2 separate regions of the Homo sapiens genome follow, and region 2 is linked to region 1. A link is an interaction called in ENCODE POLR2A ChIA-PET data of the cell type or tissue named here. Cell type or tissue: CD4-positive, alpha-beta T cell. All regions are shown on one strand. Each heading gives the region's core, and the rest is flanking DNA. Links, peaks and the distances in the headings are about the cores only.

Region 1 (8,452 bases), core at 1-5,000:
GGCATGACCGGTCCTGCAGTGACCACACGCGGATGGCGGCATCCGTGGCCGAGGAGAAGAGCAGCAGGCGTGTAGGGTCCGGGTGGAAGGCCACTAGGCTGTGGGCGGACGGGACAGGATGGGTGAGCTGTGCAGCCTGGGTGGTGCCTCTGCCCTCCCCCTCCACCTTCCAACTCACTGCACGACACCGGGCGAGCCTCGGAAGTGGTGTGTCCCGTAGTGCCGCACGATGTCCCAGACGCGCACGGCCCCATCACAGCCACCTGCGGGGAAGCAAGGTGAGGGGGTGGAATGCCCAAAGCCCCTGCATCTGTGCCCACGACCCACCTGCACGGCAGGGCCCTACCTGTGGCTAGCAGAGTGGAGGTGGGGTCGAAGGCCATGGTGGCCACGGGGGCCGTGTGTATCGCCTTCCACAGGCGGGTAACGCTGCCCTCTTGCCAGGCCCACTGAGCCAGCAGCAATGCCCGACTGGCTGTCACCAGCACCTGGGGGAGGGTACAGGTCAGCAGAGGGGCAGCAATACCCTGCTCACATCTTCCTGGACTCAGTCTGGGAGGGAGGCGCTGGAGCGGGTCCCCTCCAGGCCCCGCCCCACATACCTCGTTGTCAGGGCTGAGGTCAAAGGCAGTGATGTCCTCCTGGTCCTCCTAGGAGAAAGAGTGGTGTGCCGAGCACGGTGTGAGTGGGCTGCCCTCTCCACTTGCCCCTCACCCACCCAGGCTGCCCTCACCTGCTCCAGACTCCGCAGCACGGCCCCCGAGGCCACTTCCAGAATGTTGACTCTGGTGCCACAGACGCAGAAGAGGTGCTGGCCAGTCTGGTCCAGCTGGGGACAGAGAGGTCTCAGCCAGGCAACATTCAGCACCCCCCGCGGCCTCTGGCTGCCCGCCCCACTGCCCTTCCCCAGGCTGGTACCTGTGCTTTTCCGCCCTTGTAGAAAGGCTCAATTTTGCGCTCCACAGCATAGCTGGAAGGAGAGCGGGAGGCGAATGAGCACCACCCACCCCCTCAGTCCCCAGGGCCCCGCCCTGTGCTAGGTGCTCCTCTCCAAGTGACCCCAATGGCCCCTGCCCTTGAGTTTCTGGGCAACAGCAGGGACAGGGCATGGGGTGGAACCAGCAGTACTGCAGGGGGCTGTAGCTACCGTCGTCACTGAGAAGTAGAGACCCGCAGCTGGCTGGTGATCCCTGAGGCAGTAGGGGGTGGGCCTGTGTCAGGTGGAGTCAGCCCAACAGCCCAGGGCTTCCAGGGATTCCCCAGTGAGAGCCAGGGGGCTCCTTGGGAACACCCCTGCCGGCGGTGGGTGGCCAGGCCTGGGTAGCCAGCCCAGAGCACATCCTCCCAGTGTCTTCATCCCTGAGGTCTGGCATACCTCTTCCCCTCCCTGACTCCTCTCTCCATCCCCAGGCTTGCCCAGAGCCCGGGTCCCACGAGCAGCTGTCATTTCTGTGACCTCACTCGTGCCCCTTCTCCTTCCTTCTCCACTGCCTCCACCTGGTCCAGCCCATCACAGTCTCTGGCCAGCCACTCTGGCCTCTTCACTGGACCCCCTACCTACCTCTTTTTACTTATTTATTTTTTGAGAAGGGGTCTCGATCTGAGAAGGGGTCTCCAGCCCAGGCTGGAGTGCAGTGGCACGATCTCAGCTCACTGCAAGCTCCACCTCCCGGGTTCACGCCATTCTCCTGCCTCAGCCTCTCCGAGTAGCTGGGACTACAGGTGCCCGCCACTGCGCCCAGCTAATTTTTTGTATTTTTAGTAGAGACGGGGTTTCACCGTGGTCTCAATCTCCTGACCTCGTGATCCGCCCGCTTCGGCCTCCAAAAGCGCTGGGATTACAGGCGTGAGCCACCGCGCCCGGCCTCCCCTACCTACCTCTTAACCCTGCTGCCAGGTACCTTTCAGAACATAACTGAAGATGTCACTGCCCTGCGTTAGCCCCTCCCTTCTGCCCACACACCTCCCAGACCTTGCCCAGAAGAGCCTCTGCCACCCTTGCCTCTGCTTTCTTTCCTTCTCATGGCCCACAGTGCACCCCACTGCTCCTGTCCCAGCCTCTGGGACGGGTTTCCTATCTTCCCCCTATTCCCTGTACGCGGCCTGGGCTTCTCTTCCCAGATGTCAAGGCCTGGCTCACTGCGCTTCTGGAAGCCTGACTGCCAAAACGAAAGCGGCCCCTCAGCCCCCGCACCCAGTTGACCCTCCCACGACGGTGCTGCCAGCCTGGGACTTTCCTTTACCAGTGCTTGGCACAACCAAAGCCCCACAGCCGCCAGTGGAAACGATAATCCCATGAGGCTGCGCTGCCAGGGCGGGGGCACCAGCACTGCTGTTCGGCAAAGGCTTGGGGAGTGACGGGGCACAGCACTCAGGGCCTCCTGGGCTTCTGCGGACCCGCCCCTCTCCTGCATTCTCCCTGCTCCCTGGAGAAGACGGATCGCGGATGAAAGGTCCCCAGGCCGACTGCTCAGAGGTGGTTCTTCGCCCCCGCCGCCTCCCGGGACCAGCCCCGACCTAGGCTCAGCCCTCTCCTCCCCTCATCGGGACTTCTGGTCCCCACTCCACCCCATAGCCGGCTTCTCGATGAGCCCACGCTGCTGCTCCCGGCGGCCGGGCTCCGATCGCCGTCCTCCCCGAGAGCAGCCGGGGCCGGCTCTCCCGCCTAGTATCACCGCAGCCTCCGCGACCCCGCGGGCCGGCGCACACACAGCCTCTCGCCTCCACGGACCCCAATGCGTGCCCACCCCACGCGCGCCTCCGCTATGCCGGCTGCAAACCCAGCTCCCTCCCCGCACGGCCCCAGAGCTCCGGGCTCACTTGGTCTTGAAGCGGCCCACTCCGGCCGCGGTCTCTGCCATGTTGCCGCCGCCGCCGCTCCAGCTGAAACCTGCTAGGGTCCCGGCAGCCACCGCCGCGTGAGGGAGGTTAGCACCGAACTCTTCACAGAACGCCACACTCCCGGCGCGCTGCGATGGCGTCACCGCGCGCGACCACTGTGACGTCCCCGCCGGCGCCGCGCACTTGGCGCCATCTTTGCTTCGGGCAGTGGCGGCTGCATCGGGAAGCGGAAGCGGGCGGAGACGTTTCCGGCCTGGAGGGAGGGCCGTGAGCTGTGAGGGTGCTTCGCGGGTCGGTGGGGGTAGACCGGCGGATGTGGCATCGCTGGTGGCCTGGCTCTTTGATACCAGTATAAAAAGGCATTTGTAGCCAGCGTTTACTCCTGCTTTTCGGCGTTCTGGGATGTGGGGGTACCAGCTGTCGGGTGCGGTCCGTGCGTAGAGCCGTCAACCTGACCCTGCCCCTGGGCTCGCAGTGTGGCTCTTGATAAATAACGTAGGTAAATGAATAAACCGGGTAATCTCAAAGGCATTCATGTATTGAGCACCTTCTGTGTGCAAAGCACTGTAATCGGCACTTGGCGGACACCAGAGAAGAAACAGAACGGGCGACGAGTGATAGTTGCTGAGCGCGATGGAAAAAGGAGGAGGGCCGGGCGCGTTGGCTCACGCCAGTAGTCCCAGCACTTTGGGAGGCCGAGGCGGGTGGATCACCTGAGGTCGGAAGTTCGAGACCAGCCTGACCAACGTGGAGAAACCCCGTCTCTACTAAAAACAGAAAAAAAAAATTAGCTGGGCGTGGTGGCACATGCCTGTAATCCCAGCTACTTGGGAGGCTGAGGCAGGAGAATCGCTTGAACCCCGGAGGCGGAGGCTGCAGTGAGCTGAGATTGCGCCACTGGACTCCAGCCTGGGTGACAGCGTGAGACTCCGTCTCAGAAAAAAAGAAAGAAAGAAAGAAAAAAAAACAGAAGGGAGGGAGCGGAAGGGAGGAAGGAGGAGGCTGTATTGAGAAGGTGACGCCTGAGCAGACACAAGTTCGCGAAGCAGGGAGCCCTGTGGAACGAATGGTGTTGAGAACAGCCAGGGCACAGGCCTAGGACTGGGGGTGCCAAGCATTGAGTAGCAACAAGCCGGGTGGCTGCAGGGAGTGGGTGCAGAGGGCAGAGGGCATGCAGTTGCCTGTGCGCCGTGGCGAGGAGTTAGCTTTTACTCTGAGTTCAAGGTTTTGAGCCATTTGTGCTACTGGCTCTGAAGCTGGTAGAAAGTAACAGCCAGGCCGGGCGCGATGGCTCACGCCTGTAATCCTAGCACTTTGGGTGGCCGAGGCCGGTGGATCACGAGGTCAGGAGTTCGAGACCAGCCTGGCCAGCATGGTGAAACCCAGTCTCTGCTAAAAATACAAAAATTAGCCTGGTGTGGTGGCGGGTGCCTGTAATCCCAGCTACTCGGGAGGCTGAGGTAGGAGAATCGCTTGAACCCGGAGGCGGAGGTTGCAGTGAGCCAAGATCGCAACGTCACTGCACTCCAGCCTGGGCGATAGAGCAAGACTGTCTCAGAGAAAAAAAAAAAAGTAACTGGGCCAGTCTGGGCATCATGGCGAGACCCTGTCTCCACATACACACACACACACACAGAAAATTTAGTAGGGGTGGTGGTGTGCCTGTAGTCCCAGCTACTCTGGAGGCTGAGGTGAGAGGGCTGCTTGAGCCTGGGAAGCTGAGTTTCTAGTGAGCTGTGATTGGGCCTCTGCACTCCAGCCTGGGCAACAGAGACCCTATCTCAAAAAATAGAAAAGAAAAAAATGAAAAAACGAAAGTAACTGAGAAGGAGAACTGAGAAGTATGATCAGGGAAAATCTCTGAGAGGAGAGATATTTGAGGGAAAGAAAGTAGGCCATCATGGTGGCTCACACCTGTGATCCCAACACTTTGGAGGCAGGAGGATCACTTGAGCCCAGAAGTTTGAGACCAGTCTGGATAACACAGTGAAACCCCATCTCTAAAATAAACACAAAAATTAGCCGGCAGTCGTGGTGCGTGCCTGTAGTCCCAGCTACTCAGGAGGCTGAGGTGGGAGGATTGCTTGAGCCCAGGGAGGTTGAGGCTGCAGTGAGCCGTAATCACGTGACTGCACTCCAGCCTGGGTGCCAGAGCAAGACCCAGTCTCAAAAAAGAAGAAAAAGGTATTCTGTCTATGGAGTAGCCATTCTTGTATTCCCCTTATTTATTTATTTTTATTTATTTATTTTTTGAGACAGTCTGGGTCTGTTGCCCAGGCTGGAATGCAGTGGCGTGATCTCGGCTCACTGCAAGCTCCGCCTCCCGGGTTCACACCATTCTCCTGCCTCAGCCTCCCGAGTAGCTGGGACTACAGGCGCCTGCCACCACGTCTGGCTAATTTTTTGTATTTTTTAGTAGAGACGGGGTTTCACTGTGTTATCCAGGATGGTCTCAATCTCCTGACCTCGTGATCGGCCCACCTCGGCCTCCCAAAGTGCTGGGATTACAGGCGTGAGCCCCCGCGCCCGGCCTCGTTTTTTGAGACGGAATCTTGCTCTGTCGCCCAGGCTGGAGTGCAGTGGCACGGTTTCCGCTCACTGGAAGCTCCGCCTCCCGGGTTCAGGCCATTCTCCTACCTCAGCCTCGCGAGTAGCTGGGGCTACAGGCGCCCGCCACCATGCCTGACTAATTTTTTGTATTTTTTAGTAAAGACGGGATTTCACTGTGTTAGCCAGGATGGTCTTGATCTCCTGACCTTGTGATCCGCCTGCCTCGGCCTCCCAAAGTGCTGGGATTATAGGCGTGAGCCACCGCGCCTGGCCTATTTATTGATTTATTTTTATGAGACGGAGTCTCACTCTTGTCGCCCAGGCTGGAGTGAAGTGGTGTGATCTTGGCTCACTGCAACCTCCACCTCCCGGGTTCACACCATTCTCCTGCCTCAGCCTCCCGAGTAGCTGGGACTACAGGCGCCTGCCACCACGCCCAGCTAATTTTTGTATTTTTAGTAGAGACGGGGTGTCGCCATGTTGGTCAGGTTGGTCTCGAACTCCTGACCTCAGGTGATCCACCCACCTCAGCCTCCCAAAGTGCTGGGATTACAGGCGTGAGCCACCCACGCCCGGCCTCCTTCCTTTGAAAAAGAAAAGATGAAAGAGAGCAGGCAAATGCCTGGAGAGGGCAGCAGGGATGCACCGGTGACAGTTGTGAGGGCCGCAGGCACAGAGGCAGGCAGGCCGGGGGTCTGCTTTTATTTACCTATTTACAAGGTATGTTGGCCCTGGGCTCCCCCACCACCTCAGCCCCAACGTTGCCTTCTGGGGCAGCCTCGGCCTCCTCCTGTGGGGCACCCTCCAGCAGAGCGGTGTCTTCCTCCAGGAAGTTGCTGAGCTCCGCCAGCTCTCTACGAACGACACTGGTGGCTTGGTCCAGCCAGCGCACACGCCGCAGGAGGGACAGCAGCAGGGGCCGACGGCGCTCCTGGCGCACGCTCCAGGCGTTGTGCAGCTCCCGGTAGCAGTTGTGGCGAGCACGCTCGGCCGGGTCCAGGGTGGCCCCGCAGCCCAGGGGGCAGCGCTGCTGGGACCCTTGCTGGCAATGCTGCCGGTGCTCTGCCAGGGTCCCACGCGGCACCTGCGAGGTGCAGCCCTCGTTGGGGCAGGCCGTTAGCTCAAAGGGGCATGAGTCCTGGTGCCCCTTGCGATGGGCCAGGGGGCATGTCACTATGCAGCCAGCGTCGGCGTTCTTGCACTGAGGGTGAAGGAGAACGTGTGAAGAAACCGGGCAGGACACCCACGGAATCCCCCACCCCTGGCTTTCCATTCGCCAGGAACCAGGGAACCGGGAGCCTCCCACGCTTTTCTGACTCTGGTGAGTTGGTGGAGAGAACACTGGGGCAAATGCCTAGACGTGGGAAGAAGCTAGAAGTTCCAGGGGAGAGGGTGAGGCCTGAGTCTTGGGGAACTGGAAGGTACACAGTTGGGTTGGTCTGGTGAGTGGTATGGATGCCAGGCTTTCCTTTTTAACCTCGGTTTACCCATCTGTAAAACTAGGGGACTAGAGAGTAGTGGCAGGCACACTGGGCACTTGATCCTCTAAAAATCCTCTGTAATCTCCATTTTAAAAGTCCTCTAAAATCTCCATTTTCTAACCCAGGGGCTTGGAAAAGTTAGGTGACTTGCCTAAAGTCACACAGCAACTAAGCAGTAGAGCCACGATCCAAACTCAGCTATGTCTGGTCGTCCCAAGGCTGCACTTGTTTCTCTCTGAAGATGGGATTCTCCTGCCTTCTCTCCTAGCCCTGCCCCACCCCTACAAGGGTGAGAAGGGTTGAGGGTCAGGGGAGTGGGTACTTTGAGCTACCTTGACTTCCAGGCGGCCAATGGTTTTCCGGAGTTTATTCATGTGGACAACCTTTTTCCTTTTCACCTCTTTCCTACAGCACGGACAGGTCTTTTGTCTGGAAGGAGGCATGAGTAGGGGTGAGTGTTGGGAGTGGGAAGGGAGCCCTGGTCAAGCCCTCACTCGGTGACCCAGGTGGTCCCTTCATTAGCTGGATGAGGCATTAGGGCATATTACAGGGCGCTCTCAGCTCTGAGGGTGGGGCCGGGGTCTGCAGACACTACTGAGTGAGGGTACACACATTTTAGTTTAGGGAGATTTGGTGGCTGAGTCTTTTGGCTGACTTTCCCCTCTGTTCTGGGCCACAGCAATGGCCCCCAGTCTCACTCCTGCCCTCCCAGCCCCTTGGGTACCCGCTGGCACCTGGCTAGCCACCGGAGGATGCACTTTTTGCAGAAGATGTGGCTGCATGGCAACCTTGCTGGCCTCTTGAGAACCCCATGGCAGACGGAGCACACGAAGTTGCTGTCAGGAGGGCTGGCGAAGAGGTTGAGATCATACCCGCCACCCTGCAAAGGCCAGGTGTCAGCACCTGGCTGGGACAGTGATCCAGTCCCTGGTCCACATACCGAGCAAGAGAGCCCAGCAAGCTTTTGGCAGGGAGGTGGGCCACAGAACTTCAAGTAAAGGGGTTGGCTCAGCGCCCACTTTGAGGGGGCAGCTGTGGGGGTTAGGGCCCCCCACCCCAGGACTACTAATCTCTGGCTGGAGACGGGGGCCTTAGCCTGGAATTAGACCTAGCCAGAGCCTTCCAGAAGGTTTCCTTGTACCATATGGGGGTCTGCAACCCATTGCCCACCCTTTCCGAGTGGAGTGGGGTCGATCCCTGGACAACTGGGCAGGTTTCTGGAGTTGGGCACACATCTCAGGGCTGGAAGCAAGAGGGCCCCAGGCTCACCATGATCTGCGTCTAGACAGCAGCTCCACAGGCCCCCAGAGCTCAGGAGCCTGCATTTCACAGTGGGTGTGGGCTGACATCACAATAGCATTGTCCAGCTCAAGCCAGTCACAACCCTGGTTCAGGACCCAGAGACCCCGTACAGCCCAGCCCTTGCCCCCTTCTCTGAAGGATCACAGGTAGCCAGGCGCGGTGGCTCACACCTGTAATCCCAGCAGTTTGGGAGGCCAAGGCAGGAGGATCACTTGAGCCCAGGAGACCAGCCTGGGCAACTCAGTGAGACCCCACCTCTTAAAAAAAAAAAAAGCCAT
Region 2 (11,173 bases), core at 3,371-8,370, 120 kb after region 1:
CAGGAGTTCGAGACCAGCCTGAGCAACATGGCAAGACCCCATTTCTACAAAAAATTAGCTGGGTGTGGTGGCGTGGGCCTGTAGTACCAGCTACTAAGGAGGCTGAAGCAGGAGGGTGGCTTGAGCCCTGGAGGTGGAGGTTGCAGCGAGCCAACATCGTACCTCTGCACTCCAGCCTGAGTCACAGAGTAAGACCCTGTCTCAAAAAAAAAAAAAAAAAAAAAAAAAGACTGCAATGCGAGGCATTCAGAATGTTATTTGAAGCATACAAATGTGATAGTTATATTTTTACTAAATAACCTTACTGTCTTTGGTTTATTACATATTTCAATTTGCACCAACCCATTTTATTGTTATAATTGGTTATCTTTCTATAGACATATAATACAGCCACTGAATATATTTTGATAAAAGTTGACATTTGACCACTGAATAGATTTTGATAAAAACTGATATTTAAATTGTTAATGGGATTTTAAGGAACTTTACTTTTAGTTGAAATACCAAATCTTTTACATCTACTCACCCCAGTATCTCTTTGACAGAACAGCCTCATATAGTAGGAAGAACAGGAGACTTTGAAAACACAGAGGTCTAGATTCAAATCCCAGTTCCAACATTGACTTACATCATGGCTTTGAGAAAATTTCTTAATCTTGTTGGGTCTCAACTATGAAATAATACCTCATTAGGTTCTTGTAAATATTAAATGAGATGGTGTACCTAGTATAACGTGTGGAACTTAGTCACTCAACAGATAACTTTTATGAGCCCTAGCCTCATAAAAGGAACAAGAAAGCATGTATACTAGTTCTTCACGATAGAAAAAGAGAAAAGAGTAATGCAGGTAATGAAAACACTCCTCTTTAATACTGTGGTCTCAAGCAGCTGACTCCCCATACCGGTTATTTAGAACCTAATCATATATTGCCTTGTATTGTTAACTTTCAGGACAATGTATGGTATCTCTCTAGTTGAATAATAGGGTCATTGAACATATGGACTATGAAGGCAGAAAGCTTCACAAACTTCATAGGGCCCAGTATAGCTATAGACATCCCTTGAATAAATGCTGGAATATTAGTTACATATGGAGATAAAGATTTCAATTTTGACATCTCAGTATCAAAATATGTTATATGTTGATGATGGAGAAGATGAATGAGGTGAGGAATTTTTAAAGCCTAGAGTCGATGATGATCATAAATTAAACAGGATGTTATTTAGGATGTTAGTGTTTATCTTGTTACTGTTTTGTAATATCATCATACTTTGCCCTCTGTTTTAGTGATAATTGAAAATCCTCTGATCCAAAGAAAGGAAATAGAAAGAGAAGAAAAATTCAGCCCTGCAACTCCTAGGTAAGCATCTGTCTAGCACAGAGATTGTGCGAGAATGATCATTACTAATAATGTTGTATCAGATTAGCAGAGATCTTACTAAAAGTGTTCTGTTTCTATTTCAATAAAAATGAGGAGTTTAATTTTCTCTTACAAAATTCATCTTTGATTATGACATAATTTACTTTGATACAGAGTCACATGATAAATGGCTTTGGTTTTAGTACTTTGATTCTCATTCTTAGATTTACAAAAATTTGACTTTGTCATGTTAAAACTGAATGAGGAGAAAAGATAAACTTTGGAAATTACATCTGTCTTTTTTCATGTCAAGGTATCCTTCTACTCACAGGCTTACCATCTTAGGGCAGATTCCTTCGAAGCAGAGCTTGAGAGGAGGACTCTTGTGGGAGTGGTTGGTTGAGGGTGAGCTCTCAGGGGAACCCTGCGAGGATAGACCAGGAAGCAGCTGAGCAGAGAAGTGGGTTCACCTGGAGCCTCAGCAGGAGCCGGGAGGGAGCTCTGGAGTGGGAGTGGCCCCTTAGAGCAGTGCCCTGGCTGTAGTCCATCCACTCCCCAAACCCGCAGGATGGGGCGGGGCATCAGCTCAAAGGCGGGTCTGGCAGTTCTGGAGAGAAGGGTGTAGCTGTGCCCTGTACCAGCCTGTAAAGGGCTCTTGGTGGGCACAGCAGTCTACAGCATTTACACTCGCATCAACTGTGACCCGTTCCCACCTTCTTTTCTGACCTCATCTTATGCCAGACTCTCAAGCCTCATTTCTCTGTAGCCACAGTGAATTTCTTTATATTTCATGAACACCGTGAACTCATTCTGCACTAAGAACGTTTGTATTTCCTTTTATTTTTATTTTTTATTTTTTACTGAGACAGAGTCCCACTCTGTTGCCCAGGCTGGAGTGCAGTGGCACGATCTCGGCTCACTGTAACCTCTAACTCCTGGGTTCAAACCATTCTCCCACCTCAGCCTCCCAAGTAGCTGTGATTACAGGCACACGCCCCACACCCAGCTAATTTTTGTATTTTTAGTAGAGGCGGGGTTTTGCTATGTTGGCCAGGCTGGTGTCGAACTCCTGACCTCAAGTGATCCGCCCGCCTCGGCCTCCCAAAGGGCTGGGATTACAGGCGTGAGCCACCGCGCCTGGCCAAACTTTTGTATTTTCTATTCTCTCTCTGCATAGAACTTTCTCCCATCTGTTTGACTATTTGCTTCTTTGGGTTATTGACTCACAGCTTAAATGTCATCTTCTTCAACCTTCCCCATCTACTCTGTTTGTGGTAGCGCTAATGGTCAATTACTGGGATTTTGCCCTGGCTTTTGTCAGCATAACCCAAGTCACCGTCTGAGATTGTTTGATTCATTGTTCTTGGGTCTCCCCCTCACATATGTGAGCCTCATGAGATCAAAGGTCTTGTCTGCCTTCTTCACCACCATATCCCTTGTGCCTAGCATAGGGTCTGGTATATAACAGATTCTCAGTATTCATGGAAGTGATGGATGGATGGTTAGATGGAGAGAATATTCTTGGTAGAGGGAAGAAACAGGAAACCTCCTGTCTTTTCCAGAACAGTTAATATTAGTTTGAGCCATATGAAACTGCTGATGTTTTACTATTTTTCATCTAGAAATACCAATTTCATAATGTAATAGTCTGATACGGCTGGAATGCAGGGCACGGGCAGGAGGAGAAGCTTAAGGTGGAAGCAGAGATATTTTACAGACAGCTTTGCTTTCATACTGAGTTATTTCCTTTGTGACTGGTAGCCACAATGATGGTCTTTGAGCTGGGAAATAATATTTTCATATTTGTGGTTTAGGAAGATCACTTTGCTTATGGAGGATGGACTGTAGGGGAATGAAGCTTAGTTAGGATAGCAAGGCAGTGGCTTGGGAGAGAAGTGATGAGGTAGGTAAGTGAGGCCGAGCAGTGGGGAGGAGGTGGGGCTGGGTTAGAGGACTGCTGGGGCACAGAGTGCAAGGGCCGGGAGGGACTCGGTGCAGGAGGGAGAGCTCCTCAGTTCGGGCTCACTGTGCCAGTGTTCTGCGTCTGCTCCATGCAGAGCTCAGTAGGGGTAGGAAAAACACAGTCCCTGACCTGAGGCACTAAGGCAGAACAGCCAGGTCCATAAGAGAGAGAAACAACCAGTCCTTGGGTTTGTATAACCCCTGAAAGTTTCAGAGCGCTTTTTTGCTCCTATTTTTTTGGAGAAGGAAACAAGCGCAGAGTCTTGGGCAAGATCAGACAAATGGTATGTTTAGAACCCCGACACGAATCAATTCTCAAAACATTTCCTTAATGAAAGTGCACTGTAAACAAAAAATGTTTTGCTGTATTATTCAATGTTTCTAAGAGTAAAAAGTATATATTAGTATTGTCTAAATTTCAATGAAAAATGTAGTTTAAATGTGGACCTGGAAATATTTTTCTTTCCAAAGATCACTTTCAAATAACTTTCTTGTGTTTTTGCAATTTAGCAACTGTAAACTGTTGCTCAGTGAGAATCACTCAACAGTAAAAGTTTGTTCCAGTTATGAAGTGGACACAAAGTTACTTTCTTTGATACATTTACCTGTTAAAGAGTCTCATGATTATTATTCACTGGGTGACATTGTTGCAAATGGACACAGTCTTAATGGGAGGATTATTAACGTGCTTGCAGCTGTGAAATCGGTAAGTTAAAACCCCGACAAAGCCAAGTGCAATCTGGCAGGGGAGGTGCAGTCACTTGATCTGTGTTTGGGATGGAGTGGTCACGATCAGCTGGGGTAACTTTTCTTCTCTATCTTGGTAGTATGCTGAATTAAGAAAACAGTAACACTTCTCATTAAAGGGAAACTAGCTTTTTATCTGTGGATGAGTAGTAAAATAAAATTGTATTTGAATGCTAAATGCAGTGTTCCACTCTGCTCGTAAATGATCTGCTAACTATAGGAGAACTTTTTATACATTGCTTAAACAAAGATGTAAATGGAAAGGGTAAGCTTATTGACTCGAAAATCTCCATGACCTTCCTTGAAGGGGCGTAGTTGAATAAGTTAAGGGATCAGTTCTGTGCCTTTGTGCTCAGAGCTGCCCAGCAACCAGGGAGGGAGTGGGAATACACGCTGCCCTGCTGTAGGGCTCCATGGTCTAATAGGTGCAGTGGGACCATGCTGGTGAGGTGCACGGGAGGATGGCCCTCCGTGGGGCACCAGGGGGGTGTTCCCTTCTGGTGCATCAGCGTCTGTCTGAATTACTGTAGCAAGTTCTGAGCTCTGTAGTTGGACAGACCAGAGCCACAAGGCGGAGATTGAGATGTAGACCTCAACGGTAAAGTTTCACAAAATAAAGTACATGAAAATTAGTCCAGGCACAGTGGCTTACACCTGTGATCCTAGCACTTTGGGAGACCAAGGCAGAGGGATCACTTGAGCCCAGTTCAAGACCAGCCTGGGGCAACATGGTGAAACTCCATCTCTACAAAAAATACAAAAATTAGCCGGATGTGGTGGTGTGTACCTGTAATCTCAGCTGCTTGGGAGGCTGAAGTGGGAGGATCACCTGAGCCTGGGAGGTTGAGGTTGCAGTGAGCCAAAATCATGCCACTGCACTCCAGCCTGGGCAATAGAGGGAGACCCTGTCTCAAAAAAAAAAAAAAAAAAAAAAGGCCTGGCGTGGTGGCTCATGCCTGTAATCCTAGCACTTTGGGAGGCTGAGGCGGGTGGATCACAAGGTCAGGAGTTCGAGACCAGCCTGGCCAATATGGTGAAACACCATCGCCACTAAAAATACAAAAATTAGCTGGGTGGCCTGGTGCGGTGGCTCACGCCTGTAATCCCAGCACTTTGGGTGGCTGAGGCGGGAGGATCACGAGGTCAGGAGATCGAGACCATCCTGGCTAACACGGTGAAACCCCGTCTCTACTAAAAATACAAAAAATTAGCCAGGTGAGGTGGTGGGCGCCTGTAGTCCCAGCTACTCAGGAGGCTGAGGCAGGAGAATGGCGTGAACCCGGGAGGCAGAGCTTGCAGTGAGCCAAGATTGCGCCACTGCACTCCAGCCTGGGCGACAGAGCGAGACTCCGACTCAAAAAAAAAAAAAAATTAGCTGGGCATGGTGACAGGTTCCTGCAGTCCCAGCTACTTGGGAGGCTGAGTCAGGAGAATCACTTGAACCTGGAAGGTGGAGGTTGCAGTGAGCCGAGATCGTACCACTGCCCTCCAGTCTGGGCGACAGAACGAGACTCCGTCTCAAAAAAAAAAAATTAGCTGGGCATGGTGGCAGGTACCTGGAGTCCCAGCTACTCAGGAGGCTGAGGCAGGAGAATTACTTGAACCCAGGAGACAGAGGTTGCAATGAGCTGAGATGGCGCCACTGCACTCCAGCCTGGGCGACAGAGCGAGATTCTGGGTTGATAAATAAATAAATAAAGAGGCAAGAGTAATTTCTTAATATAGAGAGGGATGATAGTCAAGAGACAAAAAAAAAAAAAAAGGAAAAAACACACATGCTTATGATAGTTCATGTAAGTAAATGTGAATTGCTTGTTATATTAAATGGTGACTGAGAGAACGTGACCCTTTCAGATGGCAGGGCCCTGGCTGTGGAGGACATGCCTGCCACCTGGGGAGCATCTGTATACTTTAGGGAGAAGGAATAAGCCCGCTATATGATCATCTTGAAAAACAGGAGAAGTCACTTTGTAGGCAGTTTATGTTCAATCCTATTCAGTTGTTCAAAGGAGTGCTCAATTGTTTGCGATTTCCCCAAATTCTAGACAGTGCTATTACGTTTATAATGAAGTAAGAATTGTCTACAACCCTGAATGAATATAGTAGTATAAGCAGGAAACTGCGGCAGCTTTCCCACCCCCTCAGTGAGTCTGGAACCTTTCATGTGTCACGTCACTTCTTCTCATGCCTTTCATCTCCCCTTTGGCTTTCAGCCCTCTTACATTTTCTTTTCTTCATACTTTTTTTTTCTTTTTGAGATGGAGTCTTGCTCTGTCACCCAGGCTGGAGTGCAGAGTGCAGTGGCGTGATCTTGGCTCACTGCAACCTCCACCTCCCGGGTTCAAGCAATTCTCCTGCCTCAGCCTCCCGAGTAGCCAGGACTACAGGCGTGTACCACCATGCCCAGCTAATTTTTGTATTTTTAGTAGAGACAAGGTTTCACCATATTGGCCAGGCTAGTCTTGAACTCCTGACCTCGTGATTCACCCACCTCGGCCTCCCAAAGTGCTGGGATTACAGGCGTGAGCCACCCCTCCCGGCCACTCTTCACACTTTCATTTAACCTGTTGTTTCTTCCTCTCACCCCCACTGGCGTTTCACTTTAAAACTCCTTTTTAATACAGTGTTCTCCACCTTCCCAACCCCAGATGTTAGGCTGACCTCTCAGCCTCTGGCTGTCCTTTCTAGGTCCCTTTCTCTGGGCACCACAGATGCAGTGGTGGCAGAGGTGGGGGTGGCCAGTGACTGTCCATGCTGGGCCTGCTGCTGTGCATCTCTCAGAGGTGCCTGCCGTTCCCACATGAGAAGCCACTGGGTGGAGAGAAGGGTCCTAGTTTCAACTCTTCTTTTTTTTTTTTTTTAACTTGCTTTAATGGGCAAGAGGATTTCCACTTCTTTGATCATCTTACCCCACAATGGACAGAATTGGACAGTGTCAAAGTTTCCTGTGTATCTCGCATGTGGCTCTCACCATGGTAGCCCTGTGGAGAAGGCAAAGGACATATCCTATATTTGTTTGTTTCCTGTGGACACTTTTTATACCACAGATATGCTGTATTTGATGTTCACTAAGAAGACGGAGGTGCTGAGCCCCAGAGAGCCTGAGTTCATTCAGTCACATGAGTTCCACGCTGAGCCATGGGGATACAAAGGTGCTGGAAACACAGTCCCTGCCCTCGAGGAGTCCACGTAGATGCCCCAGAGGGGCCTGTCATGGAGCTTTGTTGTGACATGTTAAAAAGACTTTCAGTCTCTACTTCAAGCACCTGTCTCCCTGTGTCTCTTCAAAGTGTTGTGTGACTTACAACTTCAGCTACGTACATGTAGTTTAGAGATAGATGCTTTAAAATAATCAACTATATATTACTGGTTCTTGCTAGTTTAATATTTCTAATTTGGTGTTTAAAAGGTGAACATTTGAGTATTTTCATCAACAAATACTTAAGAACTTCTACATATAGGTGAAGAGTAATGATTTATTTCCATTTCTAAGGTTGGAGAGCCAAAATACTTTACAACTTCAGACCGGAGAAAAGGCCAGAGGTGTGAAGTTAGACTCTATGATGAAACAGAGTCGTCTTTTGCGATGACATGGTAAACACCGATGTCTGTTCCAAACTGTGAAATCCCTGTAGTTATCACCAGGACATTTTCATTTTATCAAAAATATGATGGACTTCATATCAAGAGAGGATAATGATAGGAGATGAATGATATTTTAAAAAATAAATCTCACTCTTGAATGTTGAGTTGTTATGGATACCACCTTAAAATGAGGTCTTTAGATGGCATGGAATTGCTTAGGGGGACTCCACCGTGCCCAGTTTTATTATTGAATTCTGTCGTGTAACAAATGATGTTTTATTAGGTCCCATGGAACAAGCCAGAGTTTCCCTCTGTGCTTCCTGGGAAGTATCCTGGAGCAGGGCAGGACACAGGGGCACGTGGGCCAGGGTGGGGACTGCACCCTGAAGCACTGCCAGGTACAACAAGGCATTGTCTAGACCTCTGATGCCTGGGTACCAAAGGAACTGATTTCAAAAATGTCTTCAACCCATCAAGGCCCCTGAGCAGTTTATCCACTGGGGGACACTCACCTTCATGGTCTGAAAGTGTGAGTTTAAAGTCTTCAGGCTTTAGTTCTAACTAGCCTGGAGTGATTAAGTGTTGGAAAAATAAATTAAGAATTGGCAGAGCAGAGTATTACTAGAGGAGAGTGTGTGTTGAAGGAATGTTCTCTCATGGAGTTGTTAAATTCTCCCTAGGAGGAAGCTGGCATGCTTAAGACTAGGAGGTCTTTGACCACCTTGGGGATGGCTGACCCCAGCCACTGAAGCTTTCTTTTATTGTTGTAAATAATATGTCACTATCAGTTTTTTCTAGTGTATTCAATTTGTATTACTTCTTTTTAAACAAATGCAGTTGGGATAATGAATCCATTCTACTTGCACAGAGCTGGATGCCACGAGAAACAGGTATTATCATTCAATGATTGTGTCCAATATTTGTCATTTATATCCTCCCATGTAATAATTTTAAATGGCTTTTTTCCCAAACAGTAATATTTGCCTCAGATGTAAGAATAAATTTTGACAAATTTCGGAACTGCATGACAGCAACTGTAATCTCAAAAACCATTATTACAACTAATCCAGGTAAAAAACTTTGTGAAACCTTTTATCCCTTTGGAAATGACTGAACACATTTCAATATTTATACAGTATATTTAAGAATGAAAATTCAGCCTGGATTTAATTCAAATTAGAAGTAAAAATTGCTTTATATAACTTTTTTAAAAACTTACAATGAACTTTGATATCTTTACTAAAGAAATGTGAGGTCGGACGTGGTGGCTCATGCCTGTAATCCCAGCACTTTGGGAGGCCAAGGCAGGTGGATCACCTGAGGTCAGGAGTTCAAGACCAGACTGGCCAACATGGTGAAACCCAGTCTCTACTAAAAATATAAAAATTAGCTGGGCTTGGTGGTGGGCGCCTGTAATCCCAGCTACTCGGGAGACTGAGGCAGGAGAATCACTTGAACCCAGGAGGCAGAAATTGCAGTGAGCTGAAATCGCGCCATTGTACTCCAGCCTAGGCCACAAGAGCAAGACCCCGTCTTAAAAAAAAAACAAGGCTGGCGCGGTGGCTCACACCTGTAATTCCAGCACTTTGGGAGGCCAAGGTGGGCTGCTCACGAGGTCAAGAGATTGAGACCATCCTGGCCAACATGGTGAAACCCTGTTTCTACTAAAAATAGAAAAATTAGCCGAGCGTAAAAGTGTGCGCCTGTAGTACCAGCTACTCGGGAAGCTAAGGCAGGAGAATCACTTCAACCCAGGAGGTGGAGGTTGCAGTGAGCCGAGATTGCACCACTGCGCTCCAGCCTGGCGACAGAGCGAGACTCCGTCTCAAAAAAAAAAAAAAAAAAAAAAAAAAAGTGAAAAACCAGATTAATTTTAAAGTATAATTCATTGTGATAATTTTTGAGAGATCGATTTTATTGCTTGGATGCTAAATTATTGACTAATAGGTAAATTCAGTTTTGCTACATTCAAATAACTTTTACTGCTAGGACATTGATAACACATGCATGCGTGCACACAGTACTCTCTGTGTAGTATCATTAGCTCATAACTGCACATTAAATGCCCAGATGATCCCCTGGAGTGGTTGTTGAAGGAGTTACAGTTTATTACAGCATGAAATCAAGGAAGCCAGATTGGGGAGATGAGGGATTAGTGCCTGTGAGCATTCCCAGGGTGCTTTATAGTGCAGACATAACCGTCAAGCCAGTACTGCTAAAGAAATGGAGTAATCAATCCTTTGCCATCTCATGAAGCTATGAGTACAGTATGTAGTGTATCATTTAAAACATACGCTCACGCTGCTGGTCTGTAACAAAGCATCAGCAGTGACAGAATTATAAAGCAATGTGTGCTTTTGACCAAACCATTATCAGCATTTTTAAAAGATAGAATTACTATGAGGAATGGTGTAAAATACTGAGACTCTGGTTTTTATATGAGTACTCTGAATCTTGCACATCCAACACATGGATGTTGTCTCCTTGAAGGCAGCACCATGGGAGGAGATGTGCATGCCCCGAATTGCTCTTCACTGAACTAATTTACTGAGCATGTGCTGTATGCTGGGTGCTGTTCTGGGGTGCAACGACAAAATGGATAAATATTTCCACCCTCATGGAGTTTACCCTCCAGCAGGGAGAGACAGAGAATAAATAATGAAGATAATATGTCCGTGAATTATGAAATATTTAAGGAGAACAGGTGGAACAGAGTCAGGAGGACCTAGAGAGCCACAAGGTGGTCGGGCACGCTGCATGGGAGAGTGACGTTTGAGCAAAGACTTGATGAGGAGGCTAAAGGGATAACCAAGGGAAAGCCCTGTGCCTATGTGTGGGAGGAACACCCAGGGGCTGGTGTGGCTGGAGCCCAGGAGTTCAAGGCCAGCAGGAGCTGTTCTGAGAAGAGATGGGGCACCCAGGAAGAAGGCCTCGGAGGCTGTTAGAGTGCACTGGCTTCTGCTCTGGATGGGGTAGCAGGCTGGGGTTTGGAGCAGAGCGGTGACAGCATCTGACTCGGCTCTGAGAGGTTTGCTCTGACTGCTCTGTTGGAAATTGATGGTGACACACGATAGTCTATTATCAACACTTAGGACAACAGTGCAACACTCTTCAGTTTTTTCTTTCCTGGAGGGAGGTACTATGTATGGTTTATTTATTTTAATTTAATTTTATTTATTTTATTTTTTTTGAGACAGTCTCACTCTGTTGCCCAGGCTGGAGTGCAGTGGCGTGATCTCGGCTCACTGCAAGCTCCGCCTCCCGGGTTCACGCCATTCTCCTGCCTCAGCCTCCCGAGTAGCTGGGACTACAGGCGCCCGCCACCATGCCTGGCTAATTTTTTGTATTTTTTATTAGAGATGGGGTTTCACTGTGTTAACCAGGATGGTCTCAATCTCCTGACCGTGTGATCTGCCTGCCTCAGCCTCCCAAAGTGCTGGGATTACAGGTGTGAGCCACTGCACCTGGCCTATGTATGGTTTATTATTAGAAATAACTTATTAATAAAAATAGTTTAT

Evidence for each region. Peaks named below come from ENCODE experiments on the same cell type or tissue, not always from the same donor. Only the 100,000 strongest peaks of a DNase experiment are listed, where the experiment ranks them.
Region 2: POLR2A ChIA-PET joins it to region 1 with 5 read pairs; 13 of 35 experiments call an interaction of 5 or more read pairs at or near these places.

What each region holds. Positions count from the first base shown.
Region 1 is chr16:1,966,574-1,975,025 of GRCh38, reverse strand. TBL3 (transducin beta like 3) reads right to left here and starts at 2,973. Exons shown (of 22, transcript NM_006453.3): 1 at 2,821-2,973; 2 at 919-970; 3 at 734-829; 4 at 603-650; 5 at 347-488; 6 at 179-263; 7 at 1-98. The coding sequence starts at 2,861. RNF151 (ring finger protein 151) reads right to left here and starts at 8,170. Exons shown (of 4, transcript NM_174903.6): 1 at 8,142-8,170; 2 at 7,607-7,752; 3 at 7,205-7,301; 4 at 6,077-6,592. The coding sequence starts at 8,144. The coding sequence ends at 6,101. RefSeq lists enhancers at 2,648-2,787, 2,848-3,187. In CD4-positive, alpha-beta T cell, for the core only: no CTCF peak of the experiment used is centred there; DNase peaks (open chromatin) are centred at 2,318 and 3,065; H3K4me3 peaks cover 2,071 bases; H3K27ac peaks cover 1,073 bases.
Region 2 is chr16:1,850,591-1,861,763 of GRCh38, reverse strand. It overlaps MEIOB (meiosis specific with OB-fold), which reads left to right. Exons shown (of 14, transcript NM_001163560.3): 5 at 1,289-1,361; 6 at 3,834-4,029; 7 at 7,564-7,664; 8 at 8,493-8,545; 9 at 8,630-8,725. Among named protein-coding and RNA genes, the nearest start is that of MEIOB, 16 kb to the left of the region's middle. In CD4-positive, alpha-beta T cell, for the core only: no CTCF peak of the experiment used is centred there; a DNase peak (open chromatin) is centred at 6,223; H3K27ac peaks cover 384 bases.